Linked DNA regions of Homo sapiens: region 1 is linked to region 2. Evidence: chromatin loops called from intact Hi-C (ENCODE). Cell type or tissue: dorsolateral prefrontal cortex. All regions are shown on one strand. Each heading gives the region's core, and the rest is flanking DNA. Links, peaks and the distances in the headings are about the cores only.

Region 1 (9,555 bases), core at 1,527-9,526, 80 kb after region 2:
AGAAAGCCAGTGAGTGGTTCTAAGGGTGGGAGGTAGGATAGGGATGATGGGATTGCAATCAGATTTATATTTCAAAATAATCACTGTGGGTATAGTGTGGAGGGTGGAGAATGCCTTGAACTCTAAAAGGTGCCAGAGTTGATATGGGGAGACCAGTTGGGAGCCCAGGTGAAAAATAAAGGTAGTCTGAAGGAGAGTGGATGATGCGGGAATGGGAAGAAGCAGCAAGACAAACTTAGGATTTAAACTGGACAGAATTTAAAGGGGGATGAAAAAGGAAACAAGGAAGAAGGTGGGGCCCAGCATGTTTCCTTGGTTCATTTGTGACTACATAATGAACATATTACTTCTTAGAAATTTCTGTCCCTCTTTAGCCATATTCTCCTTCAATATTTTTGACTCATGCAAATTTCCCAACTTGTTGAAATCTGCTCTCCTTGAGTGAGATGAACAGGTCCCTTCTGCACCATAAAGAGCTCCACAAAGCCATTACTTTCTCCCAAGCTCTAGTCACTTGTGCATCATAAACCAATATTGACATATGTTTTTAACATTAGATCCAACAAAGGAGTTCTTCTTATTTCTTCTACTTTTGGATAGTTGAGCTCATAAAGCAAATTAAACATTCTTGTGTTGTCTGCAGGATGAGTGATGGCCACGGTTATATACGAGCTTACCATGTACCAGGCACTGTTTTGAGCACATCATTAGCTCATTGAATTCTCCCAAGAACCCAATGAAGTAATACAATTATCATCCTCATTTTAGGGGGAAACAGACACAAAGGGGTTACATAACTTCATTATGTTCACACAGCCAGGATTTGAACTCTGGCTCTGGAGTCCATGCTCTTAGCCATTATTCTAATCACCCCCTCAAACATGGTCTTTCTGAAGGATTTTTCAAGCCAGTTCTGAAGAGAGAAATCTTTTTGCCTCTGGGGTCTCAAAAATGGAGGATAGAAATCTGCAGGTGTGGCCAGGCATGGTGGCTCACTCCTGTAATCCCAGCACTTTGGGAGGCTGAGGCGGGATCATGAGGTCAGGAGATCGAGACCATCCTGGCCAACATGGTGAGAGCCCGTCTCTACTAAAAAAAATTAGCTGGCCCTGGTGGTGTACATCTGTAGTCCTGGCTACTTGGGAGGCTGAGGCAGGAGAATCTCTTGAACCCGGGAGACAGAGGTTGTAGTGAGCCAAGATTGCGCCACTGCACTCCAGCTTGGCAACAGAGTGAGACTCTGTCTCAAAAAAAAAAAAAAAAGAAAAAAAAAAAAAAGAAATCTGCAGGTGCATATTGCATGGGGAAAAACAGGAAAAGAACAAAGCTGATCCTGACCCACAGGATAATCTAAAATGAGAGATGGGAAAGGATGGAGAAAAACAGAGAAATAAAAAGAGAGAGAGAAAGAGAAAGAGATTTTAAATGGCTGTGGGCCAGGCACAGTGGCTCACGCCTGTAATCCAACACTTTGGGAGGCCAAGGCAGGCGGATCAGTTGAGCTCAGGAGTTCAAGACCAGCCTGGGCAACATGGTGAAACCCTGTCTCTTTAAAAAAGGAACATAAAAATACAAAAGTTAGCCAGGCATAGTGGTGTACCCCTGTAGTCCCAGCTACTCAGGGGGCTGAGGTGGGAGGATTGCTTGAGCCCAGGAGATGGAGGTTACAGTGAGCTGAGATTACACCACCGCACTCCAGCCTGAACAACAGAGTGAGACCCTGTCTCAATCAATCAATCAATCAATCAGCCACAGAAGACCATGATGGCCAAGAAATAAAAAACAGCCAATGCCAGCAACTCTCAAGGACTGTTGGCCATTTTCCTAACAGTCAGAAGGTGAATGTCAATCTACTGGGAGGCATGAGAAAACACAGGATGGACACTTGACTCCTAAAACATAGGCCTAAAAGCCAGGTGACTGGAAGAACTTAAAGAAGACCAAGGCAGGTTCACACCTTGGCTGTGGTTCTTAATGGAGTATGTATGTAAGGTCTCCAAGGAAATGGAGGCCTTAACTCCTGACACAAGACTTACAGAATCTCTTGGAGTGGGGTTGATCCTAGGCATCTGTAGTTCTTAAAAGCTTCTTAGGTGATCCTGATAGGGGTCCTTGGTTAAGGTCTCCAGCTGATGCTTGTAAGAGATCTCCTGGGGAAGTATTTACCGGGTGCATAAGAGAGAAAAATAAAATCCCAACACAAAAGTCTACTTGAGGGTCCTGGAATTAATAGGACCTTGAAGAAGCTTGGGCCAGAGGCCTTGACTTATCTATCTGGACTCCAGGTGGGTTAACTGTGTTCCATGAGGCAGAAGTAGCCTGGCCCCATCTTGAGACAGACCAGAGAATGTGACTAGGAAAAGTGGCTCTCCCCTTAAGGAAGGCCTGGGTCTCACATGAAACTCAGGCACCTCAAAACTTCCCTTTACCAGGAGTGTGGAATTTGACCACACACATTCAGGGGCTGAACTGCAACTTCTGAACCAAGTATGGGTATTATTGGAATGAGCTAGATGGTTTGAGGAATAAATAGTTAAGATGGCATTTTGTTGGTTACCATTATGTCAACACTTGCTGCTTGAGTGTAGAATTTATGTATGTATGTATGTATGTATTTATCTTTGAGACAGAGTCTTGCTCTGTCACCAGGCTGGAGTACAGTGGCGCAATCTCAGCTCACTGCAACCTCTGCTTCCCAGGTTCAAGTGATTCCCCTGCCTCAGACTCCTGAGTAGCTGGGACTACAGACGCCCGCCACCACGCCTAGCTAATTTTTTGTATTTTTAGTAGAGACGGGGTTTCACCATGTTGGCCAGGATGGTCTCAATCTCCTGACCTCGTGATCCGCCCGCCTTGGCCTCCCAAAGTGCTGGGATTACAGGCGTGAGCCACCGTGCCTAGCCAGAATTTATTTTATCTAATAATGAAAACCCTTTCCTGTCCCTTTCCTTCTCATAGAACTGTCAGGAAAAAAATGAAAGGAGAAGACTTTGTAAGGGACTGGCAGTTCCACAGTAAATGCAATAAAACTATTTACGAAGAAAAGATAAACATGGGATTTGAGATCATGTTTGTCTCAAATAGAAACAGTGTGGAGGGGTTGTGTATGTGAGGGATGTGGAATAGGAGTGATGGTAAGGTTAGTGATGCTTTTGTTCAGAGTGTTAGCTTTGTGGGTACTCATTGCATTATCAAAATAACTAGCCAACTACTAACCAAATCAATAAATGGAAGTAGCCATGCCTGGACTAATGATAGTGGTGTGTAACGAAACAAGGATGATAATGAACACTATTCTGTGTACCTAAGGGCCAATTTAGAAATAAATAAAGAGTCAGCCTGGGCAACATAGTGAGACCCTGTCTCTACAAAAAAAATTGTTTTAATTAGTCAGGGGTAAGTGGCACATACCTGTAGTCCTAGCTACTTAGGAGGCTGAAGCAGGAGGATTGCTTGAGCCCAGGAGCTCAAGGCTGCAGTGAGCTACGATTGGGCCACTGCATTCCAGCCTGGGTGACAGAGTGAGATCGTATATCAAAAAATGAAATTAAGAAGTACATATAGAGAAAAAAATTATCTACAAAAATCCCACCACATTTTCCTTTCCAGATATTTTTGTAAATCTTTTTTTTTTTTTTTTTTTTTTTTTTGAGACAGAGTCTCTCTCTGTCACCTAGGCTGGAAGGCAGTGGCACGATCCTGGCTCACTGCAACCTCTGCCTCCCAGGTTCAAGCGATTATCCTGCCTCAGGCTCCTGAGTAGCTGGGACTACAGGCGCACACCACCACACCAGGCTAATTTTTATTTTTAGTAGAGACAGGGTTTCACCATGTTGGTCAGACTGGTCTCAAACTCCTGACCTCAGGTGATCCACCCGCCTCAGCCTCCCAAAGTGCTGGGATTACAGGGGTGAGCCACTACGCATGGCCAAATCTATTTTTCAGTAGAGTTGAGGTCATACTGTAGCTATGATTATTTTGTATTCATTTCTTAAAAGAAACTATTACATTTTATTTTTTAGAGTTGCTTTAGGTTCACAACAAATTGGTAGGTATAGATATACTCCTCTTTTTACTTAACATTAGGGCATATACACATTTTCATTTCATCAAAAGCTTCTCATAAACATACTTTTTAAACTGTCAACATAATATTTCCTTATATGAATATAATATGGTTAATTTAGCCTTACTGCCACTGGACATTAAGGTTGTTTCAAATTTTTTGTGATATAAGTAAAGTGGTGATGAACACTTTGGTGCATAACTCACCCTCCCCCATGCATTTAGCATTTTTTTAGGACAGATTATTAGAATTGTTGGCTAAGTACATATGAACATTTTAAGGCCTATTTTACCAAACAGCTAATTTGCTTTCCAGAAATTTTATGAAATTTTACAACTTTACCAAAAGAATTTGAGAGGATGTACTCACTGTACTCTTACAGTTATGGTTGAATTAATTGTTCTTCTCCCCAAAGATGTCTATGTCCTAATCTCCAGAACCTATGAATGGATTGTCTTTCATGGAAAAGGGGTATTTAGATTGCTAATCTACTGGCCTTGAGATGGGAGAGTATCCTGGATGATCTTTATGGGCCCAATGTGATCACAATGGTCCTTAAAAGTGGAAGAAGGTGTCCGAAGAGGACCAGAGAGACACCCATGTGAGAAGGACTCGGCCTTATGTTGCTGGTTTTGAAGACGGAGAAAGGGGCCACAAGCAAAGGAAAGTGGGGGGCTTCTAGAAGCTGGAAAAGGCAAGGAAACGGATTCTCCCTTATAGCCTCCAGAATGGAACACAGCCCTGCCAACCCCTTGATCTTAGTCCTGTGAGACCCCTGTTGGACTTTTGACTACAGAACTGTAAAAGAATAAATTTGTGTTGTTTTAAGTCACCAAATTTGTAGTAATTTGTTACTGCAGCAATAGAAAATAATACACCAGCTTTAGGTATTTCCATTTCATCCCAATGTTTTTTTTTTTTTTTTTTTTTGAGATGGAGTCTTGCTTTGTTGCCCAGGCTAGAGTGCAGTGGTGCACTCTCGGCTCACTGCAACCTCCACCTCCCAGGTTCAAGTGATTCTCCTGTTTCAGCCTCCTCCCAAGTAGCTGGGATTACAGGCACACACCACCACACCCAGCTAATTTTTTTTGTATTTTAGCAGAAATGGGGTTTCACCATGTTGGCCAGGCTGGTCTCAAACTCCTGACCTCAAGTGATCTGCCTGCCTCGGCCTCCCAAAGTGCTGGGATTACAGGCATGAGCCACTGCATCCGGCCATTTCATCCCAATGGTATTTGTCATTTTAATATGCATTTTTAAAATTTTTGGGTAGAACAATTCTACTGTTCTGTTCTGTCACATTTTATTGTTTAGAAAATACCCTTCTTCTGGGAAATGCTCCTTCACCTCCTTTTAAACATGTGGTCCAAAATAGAGCTGAATAACTGAGCCAAACTAAGCCATTCAGAGTCTGTCTTAGTGATTTAAAATGTTATGATTAGAGAAAACAAGCCTCATCCTTCTCTGTTGGTGAGTCACAGCAGCCGCCAGAGGCATTCTCCTGCCATCTGCACCAACCCTCTGTGAGAGAATGACACTGATGTGCAGAGAGAACAAGGATGAGGAGTGGAGAGAGTCTCTGTGATCACCTTTGGTCACTGGAGCCAGTTGCACTCTGCTCTTCTCCCAGCCACATGATCCTTCCAACAAATGTTTCTTTGGCCAAAATTAGTTTGAGCTGTGTTTCTGTCACTTACTACTTAATGAGTCTTAGTGCAGAAAATGGAACTTGAACTAGGATGTGGAAATTGACAAGCTCCAAATGGCTGAATTAAGGTTGGTTAGTGAAAGCGGGTAGCTGAGAGCATCCCCAGATCCTAGGCTGGGAAAAATCGCATTCCCTAATTGTATCAAGGGGTTAGACCACTTTCCAGTGTTTCTTGGGACTCAGACCATGTGCTATGCAGGCTTATGCTTTAGGAGACCTGGTATGAAAATACCAGAATAATAGAATGTGTTAGTGATTTCCTGCAGCCTTTGGTAAGGTGCTGTGAGGGAGAGAAAGAGAAGACCCAGAAGAAGCAAGCAATCAAGGCACCCCTGGGCAGAGAGGTGCAACTTTAAGAGAGGTCTTTCTGTTAGTCTCCAGAAGTCCCAAATGGCCAAGTCATGCCCTTTGTTCATCATCATAGCCTTTGTCCAACAGCAAAAAAACCAATTTTCTTCCCACACTAAAGGTTCTGCACTGATTAAGAAGCTGTAGAATCCTGAAAACTGAAATGGCAATACCTGGAAAGAACCATAACCAGCCAAGCATGTTGTGTTGTGCCCTCCTTGCCTGACAAGGAATCACCAACCTCTCCCTACCCCACCACAGTGCCATGTGAAAGTCCCCATGGCAGAAGTAACGTAGCAGGACAGAGTAGCCCTGCCTTCCCTCCCCAGTTTCCTGCTGAGCCCTGGGGGATGGGCAGAGGCTCCAGAGCTGCCGGTAAGAGGCTGGAGCCACATGGGCAAGGGCCAGCACACCTCCCATACCTTCAACATTGCTGGAGTTGGTTATTAGTCATAGAGACCCCCAGAGTGGAACTCACAGTAAGATGATGCAAGGTTTAAGGGTTTACGTGCTAAAAAAGCACAAGTTTGCCAAATGGAAGTGTGTGATTGCACAATCACTAAGGTGTTTATTTTCTAAACTTTCCTGACAATAAGAATCCCCTGGGATGATTGTTAAGAACATAGATTTCAAAGCACCTCCCCTGGAGACTGCATGAATTTGAGATGTGATTGGAGATCTGTATTTTCACCAAATTTCCTAGGAGATTTCTATCACCCAACAAGTTGGGGGAAACTCTGCTATGAGGTAATCTGCAGGTATGTAGGCCAACAGGAAGTGATTTGTGAGGCACCACAGCCTCAAGTGTGGGGATCCTTTGTACTCCCATGCTCACTAGGGGTCTTGTGGATATGGGCAAAGGGAATGTTCCCAACTGGCAAAACCTGGAGAGACAGACTGGCCAACTAGAGAACTCACTCCTTGCCAAGGATACAGTGATATTATTCAGCCACAGCCCTGACCTCCCTGTCCCTATCCAGCTGGATGTGATTTAAATGTTGGACCAGTGTCCATTGAATGTTGCTTCCTTGTTACCCAATTTAAATGGTAGCATTTACAATGGTTACCTTGTTTCCCACCAGCATTGTGCATGAAGTGTGTTGGAGGTGGTTGGTGGTTGTAATAATCACATCACCAATGAGGGCAAGATCATGAGGAGCCACAAGAAGACTTGAGGACACACCCAAGAATCCTAAACTTGGACTCACCATCAAATGACCCTCTAAGTTAACGCTTTGAGCGCCACTTTCATACACACCAAACTCATTTATTTTCTCCAAATACGTAGAAATAATCCCAAAATTTATTAAACACTGACTATGTCCTAGGCATAGTCTATGTGCTTTACATGCGTTAGTTCATTCAACTCTCCCAAAAACCCCATTAGGTAAGTGCTATTATTATCCCCCAGTGAACAGATGAGGAAATGGAAGCTCAGAGAACTGAAGAAGGCTGCCCAAGGCTGTGCAGCTATCAAATCATGGAGATGTGAGCCCTGGCAGCATGACCCCTGAACCTGAGCTCTTCACTGTCACTCTAAGCTGCCTCCCCAGTGAAAAAGGGGAAAATAAAACAATGCTGCCACATTTCAAAAGAAGCTAAACATTGCCATGGGTAAGAAACAGGAAAACTAATATGAAGAAAGACTGCCAACAAAAGCAGTCAGCAGGGAACAAACTCCCTCCAGATGGAAAGAAAGTAGTAGAGCAAGATGAAAATGGTTGTAAACTAAGCTGGTTTAGAATCCTCAAAAGATAAAAGAAGAGAGGCCAGGCGCCTGTAATCCCAGGAATTTGGGAGGCCAAGGTGGACGGATCACCTGACAGGAGTTTGAGACCAGCCTGGCCAACATGGTGAAACTTCATCTCTACTAAAAATACAAAAATTAGCCAGGCATGGTGGCATGCGCCTGTAATCCCAGCTACTTGGTAGGCTGAGGTAGGAGAATCGTTTGAATCCAGAAGGTGGAGTTTGCAGTGAGTGGAGATTGTGCCACTGCACTCCAGCCTGGGCAACAGAGTGAGACTCTGTCTCAAAAACAAACAAAACAGAACAACAACAAAAAGGTGCCCACTGAGTTCTTAGTAGAATAGGTAGTAAATTCACATCTATACAGGCTTTTCTAAATCTGCAGAACATCAAGAAGAACAAGAAAATCTTAACAGCTATCAGAGGAAAAAAGAGATTTCTAATTTAGTAGATTCTGAACTTGGAACTGGATGCAGTCGCTGGATAAGACTTGAGTTACATTACACTGAGATGGGATGGTTGCATTACGTTAAGAGAGGACATTTGGAGGCATTATGTGTATGGGAAGAAAAGTACGTATACGGGGAATCTAGGGGATATTCATTGTTTTGCGTGCCCAGAAGAGCACCCACCTCCTCTGAGCAGTCAAACAAAGAAGAGAGATAGAGATAGAGTGACTCTTGCCAGTGTGTAAGGATCTCTTCCTAGCTATCTCCTCTAAATTCCCTCCTTTAACTTAACTTGTAAAAATTAAAATTCTATTCTTTTCAGCCAAATGAATCTTAGTTAATGAAATGTGAGACTGATATTTTGTAATTATTTAATTATTTACATGTTTCCTTTTGGAAAATGTTTTTTCTTATTTATCTACTGAGTGTTGCATGGTTTTTGTTTGCTTGTTTTAAATGTGCAGTACTCCTAAACAAAATTTCTATTCGCCTGATCCCAATTCTCTTTCTCTTTTGCCTTTCTCAGCTACAGGCTTCCCTATCGTCCTACACATCCAAGCCAAGGATCTCAATATCATGAACTCTTCCTTCTCTTGATTTCACCTCTCATACCCACAAGCAGCCACCAAATTCCATCAATTCTATCTTTTAAAAATCTCTCTCAAATCCATCCACTGAGACTTTAACAATGATAGACCTACCTACTGGAAGGGCTGCAGGCAACACTCTCATTTGCTGCTGAGTGGAAACTGGAAACGCTTTTCTGCAGGGAAATTTGAAAATAAGTTTCGGTGATCTTAAAAATATTTATATCTTTTGACTCAGCAATGGTACCCTATGAATAAGGGGAAGGGGAAATCGAAGATAAGAACAAAGACTTAAAAAAAAAACAGGATGTTTACGATAACGTAATGTTTTAAAATAGTATTTAATAGAATGAGGTGTGGCTTAAGATACAATGTTAACTATGAAAGGATATGAAACATATATACAGTACAGGTCTAATAAAAATTTATGTCCAATTCGATGATTATTCAGAAATGGAATAATCAATAGGCTTCTGTTCTCCTGTCATTGTTCTCTAGCCAGCCAATTGCTCTTCCTTTCTGTGGATCAGGTGGGTAGGATTAGACAGTGACAGCCTCACGGTCACTTGGGGCTTTTCTTAGTTCAGCCTACGGAGTCCTGAGTGTAGTATAATTTTCAACATCTTTATCTTGTGCTTTTCGGGACAA
Region 2 (11,418 bases), core at 1,595-9,594:
CTACCGCCAAGAGCAAGACCACTCAATACCCAACGGATGGTCCCCATGAGCCAATGGCGGCCGTGGAAACATAGAGACCCAGTTCTTCCTGCTGTGTGCTTAACTTTCATGGGCTCATGGGTGCTTCACCACTGCTCATTAAGGCCAGCTCTATTATGGTACTATTTCACATTTGAGGAGACTGAAGCTCAGAAAGTTGACTAAACTGTCTGAGATTGCTTAGCTGTCAGAGGCAGCACGTTGGTTTGACCCTGGGGTGGTTGACTGCAAGCCCGCTTAGTGCATGGCCATTTCAGGAGAAGGATGTGAGAACTGGCAGGGATAGGGGGTGGTCGCTGGGGCACATCCCCAGTGGGCATCTTCCTGGACTTTCTCCAGGATGGGGAGTGATTCCACACAGGCTGACATGGGGTGTGATGGGCCTGGCTGCTGGCATGTGGCTCCCCGGCAGTGCCCCCACCCTTTGCTGGTCTCTCACCCAGCCCTCTCTCTGGTCTCCGGTTCTGTGGCACGTGCCTCTCTTCTCCCAGTTTGTCCCTCCTCCTCCTCCTAGACAAAGGTAGCCTGATACTGTGAGTCAGGATGGATTGGGAGCCAGGGTCATTAACTCACCTGGGCCTGTCAAATGGGCGTAAGCACTGATTATCCTGCAGGGATCTGGTGGAACTCAAACCATTGAAGATTACAGAAGGAAACTGCTATAAATATTTAGAGGCATGAGTCATTCATTCATTCGGCAAGTATTTATTGAGCGCATACTCTGTGGCAGGCCCTGCTCTGAATTTTAGGGATATTGTCCTGAGGAAGACAGCCTTAGCTCCTGCCCGCATGGGGCTTACAGTCTAGAGTGGGGTGGGGGGCAGACATTCAGTAGCCATGCAGATGAACACATAGGTACAAAGCAAACTGTGTTCAACAAGATTGTCAACAGGGTTGGAGAAATGCGTCCACAGCCTTTCCTGAGTAAGTGGGATTTCAGCTGAAGGATGACAAGTCAGCCTGCACAGGGCAGGGCAGGGGCCCCCAGGGCGTGAGTGCAAAGCCCTCGAGTGGCGGACAAGCCAGAGGCTTGCGACAAGGCAGCATGAGCTGGGGCGGCGCGGGGGGAGGCTGGGGGCTGACTGGCCGGACTGGGCATGGCCTTGCAAAAGAGAGCTATTGAAGGATTTAGTTTAAGTGGCTTAACAAAAATAAACCTCTATCTCTTTGACCTGGGTCTCTAGAGCTTCTCCTGCCTCCTTTGCCCTCAGTGTCCATTCTGTGTGATGAGAAGTTGGGCTTGGGGGAGGTCTCAGCCCTCACCCCCTTCTCGGGCAGAAGGGCAGCTGATTGAAAGCAGATGTCTCGCCCTGGTGGGGCCCAGCCCGGCTCCCCAGTGCTGACCTCAGACCTGCACCGCTGGCATGTCCAGGCCGCAGACTCTCTGTCAGCAAAGCCGCATCCGTCCTGCAGAGAGACGATCACTGTGGTTGCCCACACCCCCAACCCAGCAATTTCCCTACCACGGTGAGAAACCTCCCGTATTCTGGGGCTGGGGCCCAGCCTCCTCCTTCCAATTGCCTGGGGGAGGGAGAGACACCAATTAGGTTCTTGGAAAGGAACTAGGTTAGAAGAGGTATCTGTCACCCCTGCCCAGTTCCTCGGCACACCTGCACCAGCACAGCGCCAAAGGAGGCCACCATTATCCTATTCAGCATGTCCTTGGCTCTGGGCTAAGTGCTTTATGTCTTCCCATTTAACCTTCACAAACAGCTCCATGAGGCCCAACCGTTAAGGCAGTGTGTGACTGAGGCTCAGAGAGGACACCTTGTCACACGGCTGGTAGGTGCAGAGCTGGGATCTGAGCCCAGGTCATCAGGTCTGAAGTCTGTGACCCCAGTGGTCCTCTGCAGGGGGCACTGGCTGTTGCTCCTGTGCCTCTCAGACACTCCATGTGCCTGTTGCACCTGAGGAAGCCCAGGTCAGCTCCAGGCTGCTCGTGCCTCCAGGGACCTGCGTCTTGGCATAGGGCAGCAACATGGGCCCAGAGAGTGCTGGTGCGGCCTCTAGGTGGTGGCCTGGGCTCTGGACATTGTCAAGGGCAGTATGCTTGCTGTTGAATCAGTTTGGACCATGCCCAGGGGTCTCTTCGCAGAGGGAGTTACCATTTTAATTTTTGCCTTTGAACACCCCTGGGAACCACCCCCCATGCACCTGCCCTTTTGGGGCTGCTACGTCCATGAGGCCTCTGCTCCCCGGCCCCCACCATGCACCTGGAGGCATTCAGCAGGCTCCACAGGTTTCCCAGAGATGCCTCTGGTGTCCTGCAGCAACCCTAGTGGCCACTTCCCTCACTACCCCTTACTCTCAGGCCACCCTAGAACAGTACTCTCTTTCCTCTGCTCCTACAAGGCTGCTCCCAGCCCATCTGCAGACCTATCTGCCTCACCCCTGGCCGTTTCCCTGGTCTACTTCCTCTTCTCTGCCCATCCCAGCATCTCTGCCTGATCCCACCCCCTCAGAGAGATCATTTTGCTCTCAGTCAGTCAGCAAGCATTTACTGAGCTGTAGAGATATCCTGGCTGAGAGCTCAGGCTCTGAAGCCTGACGCCTGGGGCTACAGAAATGAAACCCTCCCGTCCCCTGCTCACCTCTGGTGCACCTGGAGCATAAAGAGAAAAGGCAAAGGCTCCACCGCTGGATGCTGGCTTCACTTTGGCTTCTCCCTGCTGCCTAGTTACTGAGAAGAAAAAAAATACGGCAGGAAGCCCCATATAGACCATTTTTTCCCTCTGTTCTGTGCAAGAGTTACCTTGGTAGTCTTCAGGTGACTCAGCACTGGGGTTTACTATGGAGGGTGGGTCTGGGGGTGGCGAAGGGGAGCAGCTTTCTGGGGACTTTCAGACACAGGAGTAAGGAGGCCATTTGTGTTTTGGGGTCTGTAAAGAAGGAGCCCCAACCCCAGTGTGGATCCTGGGGAAGGAAAAGGGACTCAGACTCTGACCGCAAGGGGTGGACCTGAAGCCCCAGCAAACTGTCAGCCATCCTCTGCCATCCTTGAAGTCAGCCCCCAGAAGATGCATGTGGCCTGTGTGGTGCTCTGGTTGGCACAGGACACTCAGCCTTCTGACCACGTGGGAGCAGTTATCCACAGGTGCCACCTCAGTGGGAACGGGTCAGCGTCCTGGTTCTCCTGGCCAAGGTGCAGAAGTTGGAGCCTCTACCTCCCCCTCCACTTTTTGAGTACATGAGACCTGGAGGTTCTTGGGCAATTTGAAAGGAGAGGAAGATTCCAGAGGAAGGTATGTTTTTCTTTCAAGTATAGTAAATTAGGTCTGGATGGTTTTAATTGAAATTATACAAATCGAAGAAATGCAATAGTATTTGTACCTCCAATATCTGCTATCACTCAGTGGTCACAAAAACATCAGTTCCTATTTATCAAAAGCTTATGGTATGCCAGGTCTCCCATTTACATTGTTTTATTTAATCTTCAGGACAAGGTAGGTACTTTCTGTCACCATTTTACAGATGAGAAAACTGAGGCTCTCTACAGAGAGGTTAACTAACTTTCCCAAAGTCACACAGATAGCAAAGCTGTGGATTGGGCTTATAACCCACATGTCTTTCACTCCAAAGTCCTTCGACCACAAGGTCCACTCTATTGCTCTGTCTGGGGGTTCTCTGAATCTGTGGGGACCCCAGAAGATATGGACCTGCAGGGAGAAGCCATGGGATCTGGAGGCCCAAGGCCTAAGGAGACCGTGGGGCCTCCTTCAGGTAACTGTCTTCGGCAGCAGCTGCATCCCATTACACTGTGGACAGCAGTCTTTAGAAAGCCACCTTCTCCTGGGCTGCAAAGGAACAGGGTGACCACAGCCTATGAACCCTTGGGGCCCCTTGAGTTCCCACTGCCTGCCCGGCAGGGTTTCACAAACGCATTGACATTGATGTTGACAGGGCAGCCTGTGTGGAGGGTGCAGGAAGCCCAGAGGCCTGTGGCTGCCAGCATTGCTCAGAGTTTCCGCTGAGCTCTTCCTGCAGGGCCCTCCTCAGGGCTCTGCTAGCCAGCGCCCCCTGTCTTGAGGCCTTCGTGGACCCCAGCTGGCTCTGAGACAAGCTCAACTGACTCCAGGGCCTCTGAAGGGCTAGGAAGGCCCCATTTTCTGGGTGCCGAGCCTTGGGTTAGCTTCAGAGGCCCTGGTGATAGCCTCAGGATATCTGAAGGTTTCTTAGGACCAACGCCACCAGGTGGGACAGAGGCAGTGCTACTTCCAGTCAGAAGATCCAAGTTCCACTCTCAGATCCAACACTCGCTGGTTCTGCAACCTCAGGCGGGTGTCTTTCCCTCACCGAATTCCCTCCCCTATCTACCTCACAGGGCTGTTTAAAACCCTTGGCAACAGGAAAACACTCGGCCAGTATTGGTGGCCCTAGTAAGGCTGTGGGCTGACTGTGGGCCTGCCCCTAATTGGTCTTCTCACCTGGAAACTCAGCGAAGAGGCTGGACTTATGGGTTCCAGAAGAGGGGCAGGGCATTCCAGGAGGAGAGAGGGCTGAGCCCAGGCACAGAGTTCAGAACACACAGGAAAGAATTGAGCTCTGTGCCAGAAACTGTTCTAAGCATTTTACACATAATAACTCATTTACCTCTCTCATCGTTCCCATGAGGTAGGCATTACTTCACCCCATTTTACAGATGAGGCAATGGAGGCACAGAGGGGTAAAGTAACTTGCTCAAGATCCCATCGCTAGAAGTGGGGAGCCAAGATTTGGACCTGGGCAGTCTGGGAGGAGACCACCAGTGGAGGCAGCGGTGGTGGGACTGGAAAGGTTGGGAGAAACGCCAGGGACTGGGCCGCATCTGCCCTGCTCACTGCTGCAAGGCCAGCGCCCAGAGCAGTGCTTAGCACATAGTAGGTGTTCTTAGCCTGTTCCTGATACATGAGCTCCGCAGGTGTGGCTACCTTGCTTGTCTGGGGACGCTGACATTTCACACAACACAGAGAGGTTGGGGTTGCTGCCTCTGCCTTTGGGCTGAGATTCAGCCCTTTTCAGTGGGGCTATTGGACCCCTACAGCGGGAGGGCCCCTTGTAGGAAGGCAGAAATTTAAAATCGTTCCTTAATCTCCCTTTGGCCCCCTCCTGTTAGGGCCAGCCTCGCCTCCTGTACCTCCCTGGGGAGTGTTTTTAGCTCCCAGAACTTGGGATCCAGGTGGGCTGGGGGGCTGGGGGAATGCAGACAAACGGAGAAGCATGTTCGCTGCCGGCAGAGGCTGCTGAGAGACCAGCCTGTTTGCATGGCTGGAGCGCTGGGGGCTGGTGAGAAAGGAAGCTTCCTACTCTGCAGCACTCAGACCCCACTAGGAATGTGGCTTGGGGCCAGGATCCCTCTGGGCAAGAAAGGATGACTCAGCAGAAACAGCGTCCTGGCCCCACAGGACAACTGGAGCCGCTGCCCTGGGGGCTGGTACCAAGTGGCAGAGCTGCTGAATTAATGACCCCTCCACCTCAGCTTCATCTCCACCCTCCTACACCTCATCCCCCACTCCCACTCTCCCAGGCCTCCTTTAGAAGCCGTTCTCTGGGCTGGGGTTTTAAGACTCTCAGAGTGGCAAGACCTGGCCCCCTCCAGAAACTTTCAGACGGAATTGGGAGGCGCCCCGAGGCTGGAATTGATAACTGGCGAGGGGAGGCAGCCAGCCTTCGAGGACCCCCGGGCCTGCCAAGGGAGTCAGCATGGAGTGAGGGGTGCATGGGGCAGTGGCGGGAGCTGGCCTGGGCGGGGGCCTGGGGAATTCCAGCCCAGGAGAGCCAACTGGAAGCACATGTGTTTAGATGGGCACGGAACCCATAAAGCTGCTTCTTCCAGCCCAGCTTCCCAAGGATTAAAGATCTCAGGAATCCTGGGAAATCTGTCTCCTTGTCACCAGAGGCCCCTCAGGACACAGGCTCCCGCCCCACTTGCACCTCAGGTCCTGAGCAGAAGTGGATGATGATGGTCGTGGTGAAAATGTGGATCTTGTGAGAGTCGGGGTGCAGCTGCTAGCGTTGTTTCCCACACATCCTGCTGACCGCTGTTACCTGTTTAATCCCAGGTGTTCCCCAGGGCAGCCTTATCAGGTGGATAGGTACCAGTATTACCCTCATTTTCTGCAGAGGAAACTGCCTTGCAGGAAGGTAAGTAGCTTGTCCAAGTTCACTCTGGTTGTGGCAGAATACATTTCCAAGGCTGGGATCTTAAATGCTCTGCTTGATCCTCTACCCCTTGGAGGAAGGAAAAAGGGTAGAGTTCCTGTGGCTCTGTCCCCTCCCCTGGGTGCCACGCAGTGACTGAGGGTCACCAGGGTCAGCCCATGGAAACGCTGACCCTTTCTAGGAGGCGTTGCAACATCCAGCAGTTTCCTGCGCAACTATCATAGGGGGCTTGGGTCTGGTGAGCAGTGAAGATCCTGAGATTTGGGGCTAGAAGACATGAGCCTGTCTCCTGACTTACTAGCTGTGTGACTTTGACGCTTAGCTTTGTCTCCCTGGACCTTGGTTCCCTCACCTATAAAATGGGAGAGAAGAATACAAAAATTTTCTCTCCGTGACCTGCCCCAGGGAGATCAAATGTAGACCCTAAGTCCGCTGCAGCCAGGGGGCCTAAGCAGACGGAAAGCAGTGGTGGGTGGCGAGGGTTGAGAGGGGAGGAGATCAGGGACAGGGGGCAGGAAGGGAGTGTCGGGGGCTGGTATCACACTACTAGGCTCCCAGGTCTGGAGAGAGGCCAGCAGAGATCAGGATTTCCTTTCATAACAGATTATGGAACAGCTACTTTGCACTAATCTATCTGCCTGATAGAGATCATCTGGGGATGACCCAGCAGCCTTTGGTGAAGACACAGAACAGAATGGCTGCATCTTCCCAGGAAAATCCCATGGGCAAAACGACTCTAGGTGCCAGATAACAGCCATTTTTTGGCAAGTGCCGGTTTGCTGACTTCCTTCTGTCCTGCTCTAACCTGGCTTCTGTTAGTTGACTGGTTCCTGTTGCCTCAGCAACAAAGCAATAATGGAGGTGGGTGTGAATGGCTATGTTAAATCACTTAATTATTGCAAACAGGCACTCTGCCAAACGGGGGTGGTTACAGCTATGTTAGACTTAGTCACTGCCTGCAACTAAATGTAGCTGAGATGGTCGTAATATGCACCACCAACAAATACATCTTGGTTGACTAAAGAACCTTTGGAATTATGAAGACATTAGACTACATCCATTACAGTTGTATCGCTGAGTCCATTTTATTATATTCAAAACCTTTGCAAACCAGTAATTTACATAGGATGTGTATGGCGAGGCTACCTCAGTTACCCAATCCTCAACTCTATAAGGTTTTATCAATAACAGCAGGTCCGTTCCGTTTAGGCTGTTATTATGGCTCTCTCCTGGAACATCCTGTAGTGGTTGTTTTTTGGAAACATCATTTGGTTCATAATCTCTTAGCAACAGGACTTTGAGGGCTAACGGCCGACGTATAAGCCCAGCAAGATGATTGTGACTCGTGGGTAGGCAAACCCACAGCAGCCAAGTCCAAGCACTCTCTGATTATGGGTTTAATTGTTTGAGGTCATTGAACGTCATGGGCACCCACTGCGGGTCAAACTGGCTTTGTTATCTGCCAGTGAGCATTTGCCAAGGCAGCCACACACCCAGGGCCCAAGGAGAACTTCCAGAGTCACCGAGTGCCCCAGGCGTCACAGCTTGGTCTTTCGGCTGCAGACCCTGGAGTGCCTGATGGGGAAGAGGAAGAAAGGAAGGAGGATTTACCTCACTCTGTGTATGCCTGGCACTTCACCTCATTGTATCCTCACAGCCCCCTGTGCAGCAGTGTTAGGACTGTCTTGCCAGGCTGCAGATGAGGAGGCAGCCGCTCAGACCGGGGAGTCACTGGCTGCGCTCACAGGTGCTCACAGGCTGGCAGAGGCAGGATTCTGATCCAGGTCCTCCCGAGCTCACAGCCTCTGCTCTTTCTGCTCTTTCCATGCAAACGCCCACGCCTATGGGGACAGCTGGGTCTTTCCTGGATGTTTGGTCTCCATAAGATTCTGTTCCAGAGTGGAGCATGTGAGGGTCATTGCCACAGACCCATTCAACATGTCAGAGGCCACGCAAACAGTGTATACATCTGGCGCCACTGAGCCCAGCACTCACAGGCAGCCTGGGGCCTGCCTGCCTGCTCTCAGTTTGCAATTCCCTTTTTATTTGAGTTCTCTCTGGTCCCTCCCAGAGATTGAGACTGTAGTTTGCCATCTGTATTTAGTAGGAATTAAAAGTTTTAAACATAGCTACCACTTTTTACTATGAGCTGAGCACATACACACTGCTATTTACTTCTTAAAACCTTGTAAAGATGTGATACTGTTGTCCCTGTTTACAGATCAGGAAATTGAGGGTCAGAGTGGTTGGATGATTTGCTCTAAGTCACAGAAAACAGGTTTATTTTTTATTTTTTATTTTTTTTTGAGAAGGAGTCTCACTCTGTCGCCCAGGTTAGAGTGCAGTGGCGCGATCTCGGCTCACTGCAAGCTGTGCCTCCCGGGTTCACGCCATTCTCCTGCCTCAGCCTCCCGAGTAGCTGGGACTACAAGCGCCCGCCACCACGCCCGGCTAATTTTTTTTGGATTTTTAGTAGAGACGGGGTTTCACCGTGTTAGCCAGGATTGTCTCGATCTCCTGACCTCGTGATCTGCCCACCTCGGCCTCCCAAAGTGCTGGGATTACAGGCATGAGCCACAGTGCCCGGCCTGGAAACAGGTTCTTATTGTGATACCCACAGCCCATCCTCTGCCCTGCCCTGCTGCTCCATTACTCCTGAGCGGAGGTGGACACCCGGAGAAATATGCAGTTTTGTGCTTTGGGTCCCTGCACTCACAGGGGCCTCTTCCAAGGCCCCAGAAATCTATTCAGATGGTCACATATCTTTGTAAAATTTGCAAAGGTAAGATATTTTTATCTTCTTTTTATAAAGGAGCATCTCGCATCCCCTCATTGTATAAACCTCAGTTTCCACAGAACCTAGATCCAACCTGCTAGTGAGTATATACCTTGAACATTGTACCTAAGAATTTACTCTTCCTTCTAGCCACCACCACTTAATTTTTTCTCCTTGGCACTTTTCATGAATACACTATATACTTTATGTATTAACCTTATTTATTGTATTTTTTTTTTTTTTTTTTTTTTTTTTGAGACGGCGTCTCGCACTGTTACCTGGGTTGGAGTGCAGTGGCGCGATCTCGGCTCACTGCAACCTCTGCCTCCCAGGTTCTCATCCCTCAGCCTCCTGAGTAGCTGGGACTAAAAGCATGCACCACCACGCCTGGCTAATTTTTATATTTTTAGTAGAGACAGGGTTTTGCCATGTTGGCCAGGCTGATTTCGAACTCCTGACCTCAAGTGATCCATCCACCTTGGCCTCCCAAAGGGCTGGGATTACAGGCATGAGCCACTGCGCCCGGCCAATCTTATTTATTGTAGATTGTAGGCTCTACTCAACAAGTTTTTTTAGGTGAATGAATGCAGCCATCATCCTTATACTTAAAAGAGTCCTGTGTCATAGACAGAGCCATGATTATTTTCACATTCTAGACAAAGACGTGGAAGATGACATGCTCAAAGGCACCTACTAGCAAAGCTAATCCCTTTTCTATGTTCTGAGCTCCCTTTGTATTTGGCCACATCTCGGTTTCCTCTGGCCATGACATCATAATTTACTCATAGACTAGACATCAGCTCACTAGCGTTTCATCCTTGACTCTTCTCTTAACAAGTTTCTCTTTCCCTCCAAATTTTATCAGCCACCTCCCAAATATCTCTTGAATTTTAGCACTTCTATCTCCATAGCCCCAACCCAGAGAAAGTGTCCAGTAGCCTCCTGACCCCAGCTTCTTCCCCTCACAGCCTCCCAAGGCTTATCTGATCGGACAATCTCCTGTTGGCATGGACCCATGGATCCTCATTTCTTAGAGACTGTATTTGAAGTCCTCAGCCCAGCCCACAAGGTCCACACTGAGTTTTGTTTTGTTTCAGTTTCTCAAATTCAGTATCTCCTTTCTGACTCAGAGCCTTTGTACATGCTGTGTCCCTTTCTGATGCCAGAACATTCTTGCCCTATCCTTTCCTCCGATCCTACTTAGTTTTTACTCACCCTTCTGGTCTCCAAGCTAGCATTACTTCCTCAGGGTTACCTTCCGTGTTCTCCCAGCTTGGGTCAGAGCCTCCATGAATGATTTTTACAGCTCCTTATATATCTCTGCTTAGAACTGATTACAACTGTTATTAAACAACCGAACTGTTTGATCTGTTGTAGCAACCTCTCCCCTCCACCTTCGTCCTCAGCCAGGCATAAGCTCACAGAGGGTAGAGACTGCGTCTGCCTTGGTCCCTGCTATATCTTTGTTGTGTTTTTTTGGCCTAAGGAATAAAGATGTTTATATGTGCCGGGTGCAGTGGCTCACGCCTGTAATCCCAACTCTTTGGGAGGCCAAGGCAGGTGGATCACCTGATGTCAGGAGTTGGAGACCAGCCTGGCCAACATATTAAAATAGAAAAATTAGCCGGGTGTGGTGGCAGGAGCCTGTAACCCCAGCTACTTGGGAGGTTGAGACATGAGAATCACTTGAATTTAGGAGGTGGAGGTTGCAGTGAGCTGGGATTATGCTACTGCACTCCAGCCTGGGTGACAGAGTGAGACTCTGTCTCAAAAAAAAAAGATGTTTATATGTAACCTTCCAAAGTGTTTCACATCAGCAAGCAGCAGCACTCCATGTGGTTATTTAGCAATGCAGGTCCTTCCATGCAGTGGCTTGTCATCCCTAGGACTTGAGGCTGGGTCAGTGCCACATCTGGGTTGAAGCCAGCAGGAAGGGGAATTGGTTTTCTGGGTCTTGGCTTCCTTCCGGTGGTCTATTACAGAAGAACAAACCACCCCAAATTTAGTGCTGTAAAACACCAACCATTTCATTATCTTCACAGATTCTGTGAGTCTGTGAGGGATTCCGGGGGAATTTGGACAGAACACAGAGAGGGTGGCTTGTCTCTGCCCTGCAATGTCTGGGCCTCAGCTGGGAAGACTCAAATGGTTGGGGGCTGAACCGTCTGGAGGCATTTTTGCTTACCTGGCACGTGGCTGGAAGACTGGGCTAGGCTGAGCCAGTACCAGAGCACCAACATGTGGCCTCTCCAACATGGTGGCCTCAAAGGAGTTGGGTTTCTTTTATAGTGGCTCAGGGCTCAAGAGTGTGTGTTCCCAGAGAACAAGGTGAAGCTACATAACCTTCTATATCCTAAGCCTCAGAAGTCACATTTCTTCCCATGGTACTCTATGATAGAAGACTGCCCAGGTTCAAGTGGAGGTGTTGTAGACCCCCCACCTCTTGATGGGAAGAGAGTGGAAGA

Evidence for each region. Hi-C counts contacts between places; a loop is a spot of excess contacts. Peaks named below come from ENCODE experiments on the same cell type or tissue, not always from the same donor. Only the 100,000 strongest peaks of a DNase experiment are listed, where the experiment ranks them.
Region 1: a loop joins it to region 2, with 2.2 times the contacts of the local background. A loop is called at or near these places in 10 of 110 quality-filtered maps.

What each region holds. Positions count from the first base shown.
Region 1 is chr1:109,866,887-109,876,441 of GRCh38, forward strand. The region is part of intron 4 of LINC01768 (long intergenic non-protein coding RNA 1768); the gene reads left to right. Among named protein-coding and RNA genes, the nearest start is that of CSF1, 39 kb to the right of the region's middle. In dorsolateral prefrontal cortex, for the core only: no CTCF peak of the experiment used is centred there; a DNase peak (open chromatin) is centred at 5,565; H3K27ac peaks cover 1,976 bases.
Region 2 is chr1:109,786,964-109,798,381 of GRCh38, forward strand. No RefSeq gene overlaps it. Among named protein-coding and RNA genes, the nearest start is that of EPS8L3, 29 kb to the left of the region's middle. RefSeq lists enhancers at 1-767, 768-1,651, 4,197-4,256. In dorsolateral prefrontal cortex, for the core only: CTCF peaks have their summits at 4,080, 5,253 and 5,458; a DNase peak (open chromatin) is centred at 5,338.